2 separate regions of the Homo sapiens genome follow, and region 2 is linked to region 1. Evidence: read pairs that join two places in POLR2A ChIA-PET (ENCODE). Cell type or tissue: Panc1. All regions are shown on one strand. Links, peaks and the distances in the headings refer to the core of each region. The heading gives the core; the rest is flanking DNA.

Region 1 (4,386 bases), core at 86-4,085:
AGGAAGGAAGGAAGGAAGGAAGGAAGGAAAGTGATTTGATAATTTGAGATAGCCAAAAAGCAGTTTCAAAATACCTTGCTCTATTAGAGTCCAGTGCCCTCTAGCTCAGCAATATGACATCTCATCGAGAAGTTCCTTAATTACAGAGCTCTGTATGATATATGGAGTGACAATCTCCAGGATATATTCTTTATACTGGGCAACAGATAAGTCTTTTTCTTGTGTTAATAGTTTTCTACCTCCAGCCAAGTTAGAATTAACAATACAAGTTAATACTTATTGAGAGCTTACTTACAATTTGCCTCTAAATCTGCTGAGTAGCATTCTAAGTGCTTGGTGCATATGAGCTCATTGGATCCTGACATCTGGATGGCGTTGGCACTATTTTCATTTCCATTTTACAGATCTGAAGACTGAGCCCCCAGGTTTCGATATGCTCAAGGGTGCAGTCAGAGCAATGACTTGGGCCCATGTCTTTGCGAGCTCTTCGTTGCTATAAGCGCTTGCCTCCTCCAAGCTGTACTGGTTTTCAGTTTATTACCAGTGCTCAGAAAGAAAGGGAATTTGTTCTGCCTCTGAACTGCTGGTCCAACTGGTTCCTGTTGTGACAAAATTCTCCTCTCTGACACCTCATTTTTCTCTCCTGGTGACATTTGCTAATTTATTTCTGTTCTCTCCTTTCTATTAAACCATAAGTAATAGGCACTAGGACCCTGGATCCCACTTTATCTGGGACTGAATATTCTGTGGTACCCTCTGGTCTAAGTACGCTCAACTCCTGTCTCTTTTAAACCAACCAGTTTTATACCAAGACTTAATGCTAAGTCATCTGTACATACAGCGACATTTCCTCAGCCATGAAGAAGATAGATCTGTAGCATGGAGCTTTCCAGAACAGACTCTATATTAAGAAAACGATCACAGAAGCTCCATAAAGTCCAAGCAGAGACCTTGGGTGAGTAGGTAAGTAAATCCAATAAGTTGACAATGTTTTAAACAATGGTTTTGGTTATTTCCCTGTAGGACTAGAAACTGGATTAGAAATTAGGTTTTACATGACTGGGCACAGTGGCTCACGCCTGTAGTCCTGGCACTTTGGGAGGCTGAGACAGGTGGATCACTTTAGGTCAGGAATTCGAGACCAGCCTGGCCAGCATGGTGAAACCCTGTCTCTACTAAAAATACAATAATTAGCTGGGCGTGGTGATGTGTGTCTGTAATCCCAGCTACTTGGGAGGCTGAGGCAGGAGAATCACATCAACCCAGGAGGCAGAGGTTGCAGTGAGCCGAGACTGTGCCACTGCACTCCAGCCTGGGCGACAGAGTGAGACTCTTGTCTCACGTAAACAAATGAACAACAACAACAAAAAGAAATTTAGGTTTTACTTTTTCACCTGTATACCTAACTTATCCTCATTGTTGGAGAACTACTTTTCATTTTTTATAGTAGTCCTCCTCTGGAGTCAAGCCCACCATGCTTGCTGTGTGGAGAAGAAGAACAAGGCAAGAAGAGCTGGAGGAAGGTTGTCCTGAGTCAAGGATAAAGACTGAACAGTGACTGGGCGCGGTGGCTCATGCCTGTAATCCCAGCACTTTGGGAGGCCGAGGCGGGCAGCTCACCTGAGGTCAGGAGTTCCAGACCAGCCTGGCCAATATGGTGAAACCCTGTCTCTACTAAAAATACAAAAATTAGTTGGGGGCATGGTGGCACATGCCTGTAGTCCCAGCTACTCAGGAGGCTGAGGCGGGAGAATCGCTTGAACCCTGGGCGACGGAGTGAGAGCCTATCTCAAAAAGGAAAAAAAAAAAAAAAAGACTGGATAGTGAGTGGCAGTATATCGAGGCCAGGCTGGTCTCAAATTCCTGACCTCAAGCAATCCATCTGCCTTGACCTCCCAAAGTGCCGGGAATACAGGCGTGAGCCACCGTGCCTGGTCACGTAAAACCCTGCGCTCATTAACCAAGCTATTTGGTTTCTGGATCTCACAGCCCAGACCATCTGGGTTGCAGGAGGGAATGTCAGAGGCTGGCTTGATTTAAGTCATGTACCTCAACTGGTTCTGCTGGTGTAAGTCGGCAAAAATCTGAGACAGGGCTTCACTCTCCCCCTTGGTCATTAGCTGAATGAGACTCTCGCTGGGCTGGGAGGCTTGGAGTTTCTTCTGTACTAACTATATGAAGAAAAAAAGCAGAACCAGGTGGTTAAGGCCTTGGGGTCTTCACATTTTCCTAATATCATGGTCCAGACTCTAAAGTGTTGGAACTCAAAATTTTCCAAAGTGCAGCCACACCAGCTGCTCACAGAGGCAATTCTGAGGCCATATTTTTTGGTTTACACTCCTCGTATTGGTAAAAATGTCCTTTTGTGCCTTAAGGGTAATATCTTCATTACATACTTTTAACATTACTTAACAGATACTTATTCCTATTAATATACCTTAATATAATGTATGAATAGCCTATTAATATAAGCTTTAATAAAGTTTATGCTGTTTGGTTTTATACTTAAATGTAGGGGAATCATATATTTGTTATAGAAATTTAATTAGTGGAGTTTTTTTTTTGAGGCAGAGTCTCGCTCTTATAGCCAGGCTGGAGTGCAGTGGTGCGATCTCGGCTCACTGAGACCTCTGCCTCCTGGGTTCAGACGATTCTCCTGCCTCAGCCTCCCAAGTAGCTAGGACTACAGGTGTCTGCCACCACACCTAGCTAATTTTTGTATTTTTAGTAGAGACGGGGTTTCACCATGTTGGCCAGGCTGGTCTCGATCTCCTGACCTCGTGATCTGCCCACCTTGGCCTCCCAAAGTGCTGGGATAATAAGCGTGAGCCACCGCGCCTGGCCTAATTGGTGTTTTAAAACTTAATTTCTCTAAGAAATATCCTATAGTGTGCTGCTTTTTACATCGGGGCAAAATTAATTTCTTTCCTGCTGCCTGTGATACTCAAAAGTGCTCCAGTTGTGCATGCTGTCCATGTCCATAGTCACTCATTCATTCCGTATTTATTGAATGCCAACTAGGAGCCAGGTACTAGGGATATAGCAGTAAAGAAGACAAACAGAAACCCCTGCCTTCATGGAGTTTCTGTTGTAGCTGAAGCCAGACTTACATTCATCATGTTCTGGGGCAAAAAGGCCCAGGTATCTTCACTGGTAAATTCTATCAAATATTTAAAGAAGAAGTAATAGCAATGCTTCATGAATTCTTTCAGAAAATAGAGGAGGGAATACTTTCCAACTTCTTCAATGAGGATAATATTAACTTAATACCAAAGCTAGGGGATCACAAAGATATCCCAAGAAAATTACAGACCAATATCTCTCATGAGCATAGATGCAAAATTCCTTAATGTAATGTAAGCAAACTGAATCTAGTAACATATAAAAAATAAGTATATACACCGTGACCAGGCAGATTTTATCGCAGGAACACAAAGTTGGTTTAACGTTAAAAAAAATCAATTCATGTAATATACTGTATTAACAGAATGAAGGACAAACCACATAATCATCTTAATAGATGCAGAGAAAGCATTTAACAAATCTAATACCCATTCATGATGAAAAAAGAAAAGAAAGAAAACTCTTTCAATAAATAGGAAGAAAGGGAATGTCCTCAATCAGATTAAGGGCATCTACAAATATTCATAATAAGCATCATACTTAACAGCAAAAAACTGAATGTTTTTTTCCTAAGATCAGGAACAAGACAAGGATGTCTGCTTTTGCCTCTTCTATTAAACATGTACTGGAGGTTCCAGCTAATGCAATAGAGCAATAAACAAATCTAGATTGGAAATGAAGATATGAAACTGTCCTTATTGCAGATGGCATGAGTGTGTGTGTGTGTGTGTGGTGTGTGTATGTAGAAGATCCCAAGGAATCTGTAAAACTGCTATAATGTATAATGAGGTTAATATTAAAAAACCAATTGTATTTCTAATACTATCAATGAATGACCCAAAAATGAAATTAAGAAAACACAAACACAGTTCTGGTCACAACAGCATCAACAACAATAAGATACTTAGGAAAACATTTAATCAAATAAGTGCAGAACTTGCAGAATTTGTCTACTAAAAACTACAAAATAGGCCAAGCATGTGGCTCCCAGCACTTTGGGAGGCTGAGGCAGGAGAACTGCTTGAGCCCAGGAGCTCAAGACCAACCTGGGCAACAGAGCAAGACCCCATTGCTATTAAAAACAAAACAAAAGCTACAAAACTTTGCTAAGGGAAACTAAAGTATTGAAATAAATGAAAAGACATTCCATATTCAGATGTTGGAAGACACAATATTATCAGATGGCACTTCTCCCCAAAGTGATGTATAAATTCAACATGTGCTTATCAAAATTCTAACAGGTTTTTTTTTTGTGGAAATTAA
Region 2 (4,386 bases), core at 135-4,134, 170 kb before region 1:
GATCCTGGCTTTCTTCCCCTGCATTACCCAGCTCACCCTGACCAGCCTGCCCCACCCAGGTGCCTGCTGCCCCAGCTGTGACAGCTGCACCTACCACAGCCAAGTGTATGCCAATGGGCAGAACTTCACGGATGCAGACAGCCCTTGCCATGCCTGCCACTGTCAGGTAACTGCCCAGCCTTGCTGCTGCCCTGCTGAGCCCCTCCTGGGCATGCCCCGATTGCTCTCTCCCCTGCTCTCTCGCAGGATGGAACTGTGACATGCTCCTTGGTTGACTGCCCTCCCACGACCTGTGCCAGGCCCCAGAGTGGACCAGGCCAGTGTTGCCCCAGGTGCCCAGGTATGTGGGCACTCACTGGGCCTGAGGGGATCAGGGCCCCAGAGGCTGCTGTCCCACAGCCCCATGGGCCCAACAGGTACCTTAGAAAGCAATGGCCTTCTGAATTGTTTCAGTCTTGTTTCAGAGCTTAGAACTCTCTGGAACTCACGGGGTGTGGGTGGGAGGGAGAGTAGAGAGATTTGTTTATTCCTGCCTGTACCTACACCACCCTCTCCTCCCATGCTCCATTTCCTCTTCTAGTAACTACTGCCCCCCGCCCCACCACGCTAGGGCCCCCACCCCCCTACCCCCCAGGTAAACCCATGTATCTACCTGGATAACACAGGTTCATGAGCAGGCACTTGAGCCTGCCACGTAGGAGGCCGGGTGCTGGGATGCATGGGACACGTCCCTGCCCGCATAGAGAGTCTGTGTGAGGGCGTGTGTCAAACACAGGTACACACATGTGTAAGCACTCCCCTTCTTCCCCTCAGAGACACACATCTGCCTGCAGGTGAATGACCCCCAATGCGCACGCACACTCGTGTGTGCTCACAACGATACACATGCCTGCACACATGTGCACATGGCCACTTCCTCCTCTTTCCCCTCGAGTCAGCTTCCAAGTGGGCACTTGTGTGGCGGCTCTGGACTCCAGGGCTGGAGGGACTGTCAGGCTTTGCCCTCATACCTGCCCCCACCATCCACTGCCCAGACTGCATCCTGGAGGAAGAGGTGTTTGTGGACGGCGAGAGCTTCTCCCACCCCCGAGACCCCTGCCAGGAGTGCCGATGCCAGGAAGGCCATGCCCACTGCCAGCCTCGCCCCTGCCCCAGGGCCCCCTGTGCCCACCCGCTGCCTGGGACCTGCTGCCCGAACGACTGCAGCGGTGAGGTGGGCGGGTCAGGGCGGCCTTCTGGGATGGGATGGCATGGCCCCCGGAAGGCAGCACGCCCTGGGGCAGTCGCCCTCTCCCAGGCTATAGCCCCTCCCTCCCCCAGGCTGTGCCTTTGGCGGGAAAGAGTACCCCAGCGGAGCGGACTTCCCCCACCCCTCTGACCCCTGCCGTCTGTGTCGCTGTCTGGTGAGTCTGCACCTGGGTGGGAGGCGCCCAGGGGAGTGGAGGCGGGACTTGCAGAGGCCAGGAGAGGCCCGCCCAGGTGGGAGGGGTGGGACCTGGTGGCACTGGGTGGGAGGGGTCTCCTCGGCCTCCCCCAACTAACCCACTGACCCGTGGTGCGTCTGTCGGTCCGTAGAGCGGCAACGTGCAGTGCCTGGCCCGCCGCTGCGTGCCGCTGCCCTGTCCAGAGCCTGTCCTGCTGCCGGGAGAGTGCTGCCCGCAGTGCCCAGGTAGGGGCCGCACCCCTCGGCTGCTCCTCCCTGGGGGTCCCCTCGGAGGCCTGTTCCTGGGCCCCTTTGATGCGCTGTCTCGCCGCAGCCGCCCCAGCCCCCGCCGGCTGCCCACGGCCCGGCGCGGCCCACGCCCGCCACCAGGAGTACTTCTCCCCGCCCGGCGATCCCTGCCGCCGCTGCCTCTGCCTCGACGGCTCCGTGTCCTGCCAGCGGCTGCCCTGCCCGCCCGCGCCCTGCGCGCACCCGCGCCAGGGGCCTTGCTGCCCCTCCTGCGACGGTAACGCCCTGGCGGTGCCCCTCCCGGCCACCCGCGTCCTGCCGCCCCGCCCCGCCCCGGAGCGCCCTGCCCAGTCCCCTTCCTCCAGGCCCGCTCCGCCCACGTCGGGGATCTTGTTAGGAATGTAGTGTCCGGTCAGCATGGCCTGGGAGCCAGCCGGCACGGCCCTCCATCCCCCACGGCCCCCAGCCCCCCACGACACCCATCCTCCACGGACCTCAGCCTCCACGGAGCCCACGGCCTCCCCGCCCTCACGGACCCCCAGCCCCCACGACCTCCAGCCCCCACGGCCCCCACGACACCCGTCCTCCACGCCCCTCAACCCCACGACCACCAAGTCCCCACAGCCCTCTAGTCCCCACGGCCCCCCAGCCCCTGCCCTTCTCCCCAGGCTGCCTGTACCAGGGGAAGGAGTTTGCCAGCGGGGAGCGCTTCCCATCGCCCACTGCTGCCTGCCACCTCTGCCTTTGCTGGGAGGGCAGCGTGAGCTGCGAGCCCAAGGCATGTGCCCCTGCACTGTGCCCCTTCCCTGCCAGGGGCGACTGCTGCCCTGACTGTGATGGTGAGGGTCATGGGATAGGGAGCTGCCGGGGTGGGATGCGGGAGACCAGAGGGCTGGGTCAGAATAATCTTTACTGCCCTAGGGTGGATCTAAAATATTTATTACAGTAAGAAAAAGCCCCGAGGCTGGGAGCCCTAGCTGAAGCCTGTGACCCCGACAATTTGGGAGGCTGAGGCAGGAGGATCACTTGAGCCCAGGAGTTCAAGACCAGCCTGGGCAACATAGAGAGATCTTGTCTCTACACAAAAAATTTAAAATCAGCTGGTCGTGGTGCCTCTTGTAGTTCCATCTACTCCGGAGGCTGAGGTGGGAGGATTGCCCAGGAGTTTGAGGCTACAGTGAACCGTGTTTTCACCACTGCACTCCAGGCTGGGTGACAGAGTGAGACCTTGTCTCAAAAAAAAAAAAAAAAAAAAAAAAAAGCCTGACACTAAAGCCTGGATCTTCTCCTGCCTCTGTTGCTATTTGCCGTGTGGTCTTGGGCAAGTTACATAGCCTCTCTGGGCCTAAATTTGGCTCTTGTAAAAAGACCCAGTCCCCCAGTCCCCCTGTCTTCCCTCACTCTTGTGCGATCTTGGCCATTTTGGCCACTTGCCCTTACCAACTGTAATTTTATTTACTATTTGCCTTCCAATTAACTCACTTATTAATTTAATTTGATTTAGAAAGGAGTTTTATATCACACTGTAAGTGGAAAATTAGACTTGCCAGGACCACATTACCATAAAAATGAATATAATTAAAATTATAATGTTGTTAAATCCTTGTCAGATACTTTTGCCCACCAAGGCTTTGAGCCTGAAATTCACCCTTCTTTTTTAAAAAGGGAGGTGAGCAAATGGCAGAGGTGCCAAGAGCGGGCTGTCACCACCCTGGGACCCCACCCCTTCCTGGATTCATCAGTGGGCTCGGAAGAGCGTGGGAAAGGCGCTACCTTGGGTCCACACCACCTGAGTCAGCTGGGGCTACTCCCAGCTCTCCGGGTTGGGAAACTGGTGCCTCTGGCAATGGCCTGCTGAGTATTTAACCCCAGGGGCAGCAGATTCCTTGTGGGTGTTTTTCTACAAATTAAACAGGAAGGTTTTTTGCAGGATAAAGGGGAGAAAGTTTGCCTTTTGGCCAATCCAAACCCCGCCCCCCTCACGACTGCTTTGCCCCCTGGGCTTGGCCTGTGACCCCCCAGCCCCCACGCTAGATCTTTGAGATCTTGGATGCATAACAGGCCCAAGCTCAGAGCCTATGACCACTGCCCTCTCATCCCTTTCTGTCCCTCCCCTCGGCCTCTCTGTCTCTTCTCTGAAAGGCTGTGAGTACCTGGGGGAGTCCTACCTGAGTAACCAGGAGTTCCCAGACCCCCGAGAACCCTGCAACCTGTGTACCTGTCTTGGAGGCTTCGTGACCTGCGGCCGCCGGCCCTGTGAGCCTCCGGGCTGCAGCCACCCACTCATCCCCTCTGGGCACTGCTGCCCGACCTGCCAGGGTAGAGCCACACCTGCCCTTCCATTCCCCCTGCTGGGGCTCCCGGGGTGCCTTTCTCACCGATTCCACTTTCCTCCCAGCCCTCCCACTGCCTGCCGCTCCACCATACTTTTCTCTCACTCTCCGACTCCCTCACCTTTGATAGAGGTCCCGGGCACGGCTGTGTGTTTGTATGTATGTGTGTGTGTATGTGTGGCTCTGTGTGTGTGTGGCTGTGTATGTGTGTGTGTCTGTATGTGTGTGTGTGTGTCTGGCTGTGTGTGTGTGGCTCTGTGTGTGTGTGGCCGTGTGTATATGTGTGTGTATGTATGTGTTGCTGTATGTGTGTATGTGTGTATCTGTGTGTGGCTGTGTGTGTTGGCCTGTGTGGGTGTATCTGTGTATCTGTGTGTGTGT

What was found. ChIA-PET counts read pairs that join two places held together with the same protein. Peaks named below come from ENCODE experiments on the same cell type or tissue, not always from the same donor. Only the 100,000 strongest peaks of a DNase experiment are listed, where the experiment ranks them.
Region 2: POLR2A ChIA-PET joins it to region 1 with 6 read pairs; 3 of 35 experiments call an interaction of 5 or more read pairs at or near these places.

Annotation. Positions count from the first base shown.
Region 1 is chr7:128,720,982-128,725,367 of GRCh38, reverse strand. GARIN1B (golgi associated RAB2 interactor 1B) reads right to left here. Exons shown (of 7, transcript NM_001282788.3): 4 at 2,050-2,171. Among named protein-coding and RNA genes, the nearest start is that of GARIN1B, 7.8 kb to the right of the region's middle. In Panc1, for the core only: no CTCF peak of the experiment used is centred there; no DNase peak of the experiment used is centred there; H3K27me3 peaks cover 272 bases.
Region 2 is chr7:128,888,468-128,892,853 of GRCh38, reverse strand. KCP (kielin cysteine rich BMP regulator) reads left to right here. Exons shown (of 40, transcript NM_001366122.1): 15 at 60-166; 16 at 247-340; 17 at 1,035-1,208; 18 at 1,321-1,403; 19 at 1,576-1,669; 20 at 1,758-1,949; 21 at 2,341-2,511; 22 at 3,815-3,991. LOC105375497 (a long non-coding RNA gene) reads right to left here and starts at 1,625. Exons shown (of 4, transcript XR_927958.2): 1 at 1,551-1,625. RefSeq lists enhancers at 1-191, 1,141-1,731, 1,732-2,321, 2,322-2,912. In Panc1, for the core only: no CTCF peak of the experiment used is centred there; no DNase peak of the experiment used is centred there; H3K4me3 peaks cover 735 bases.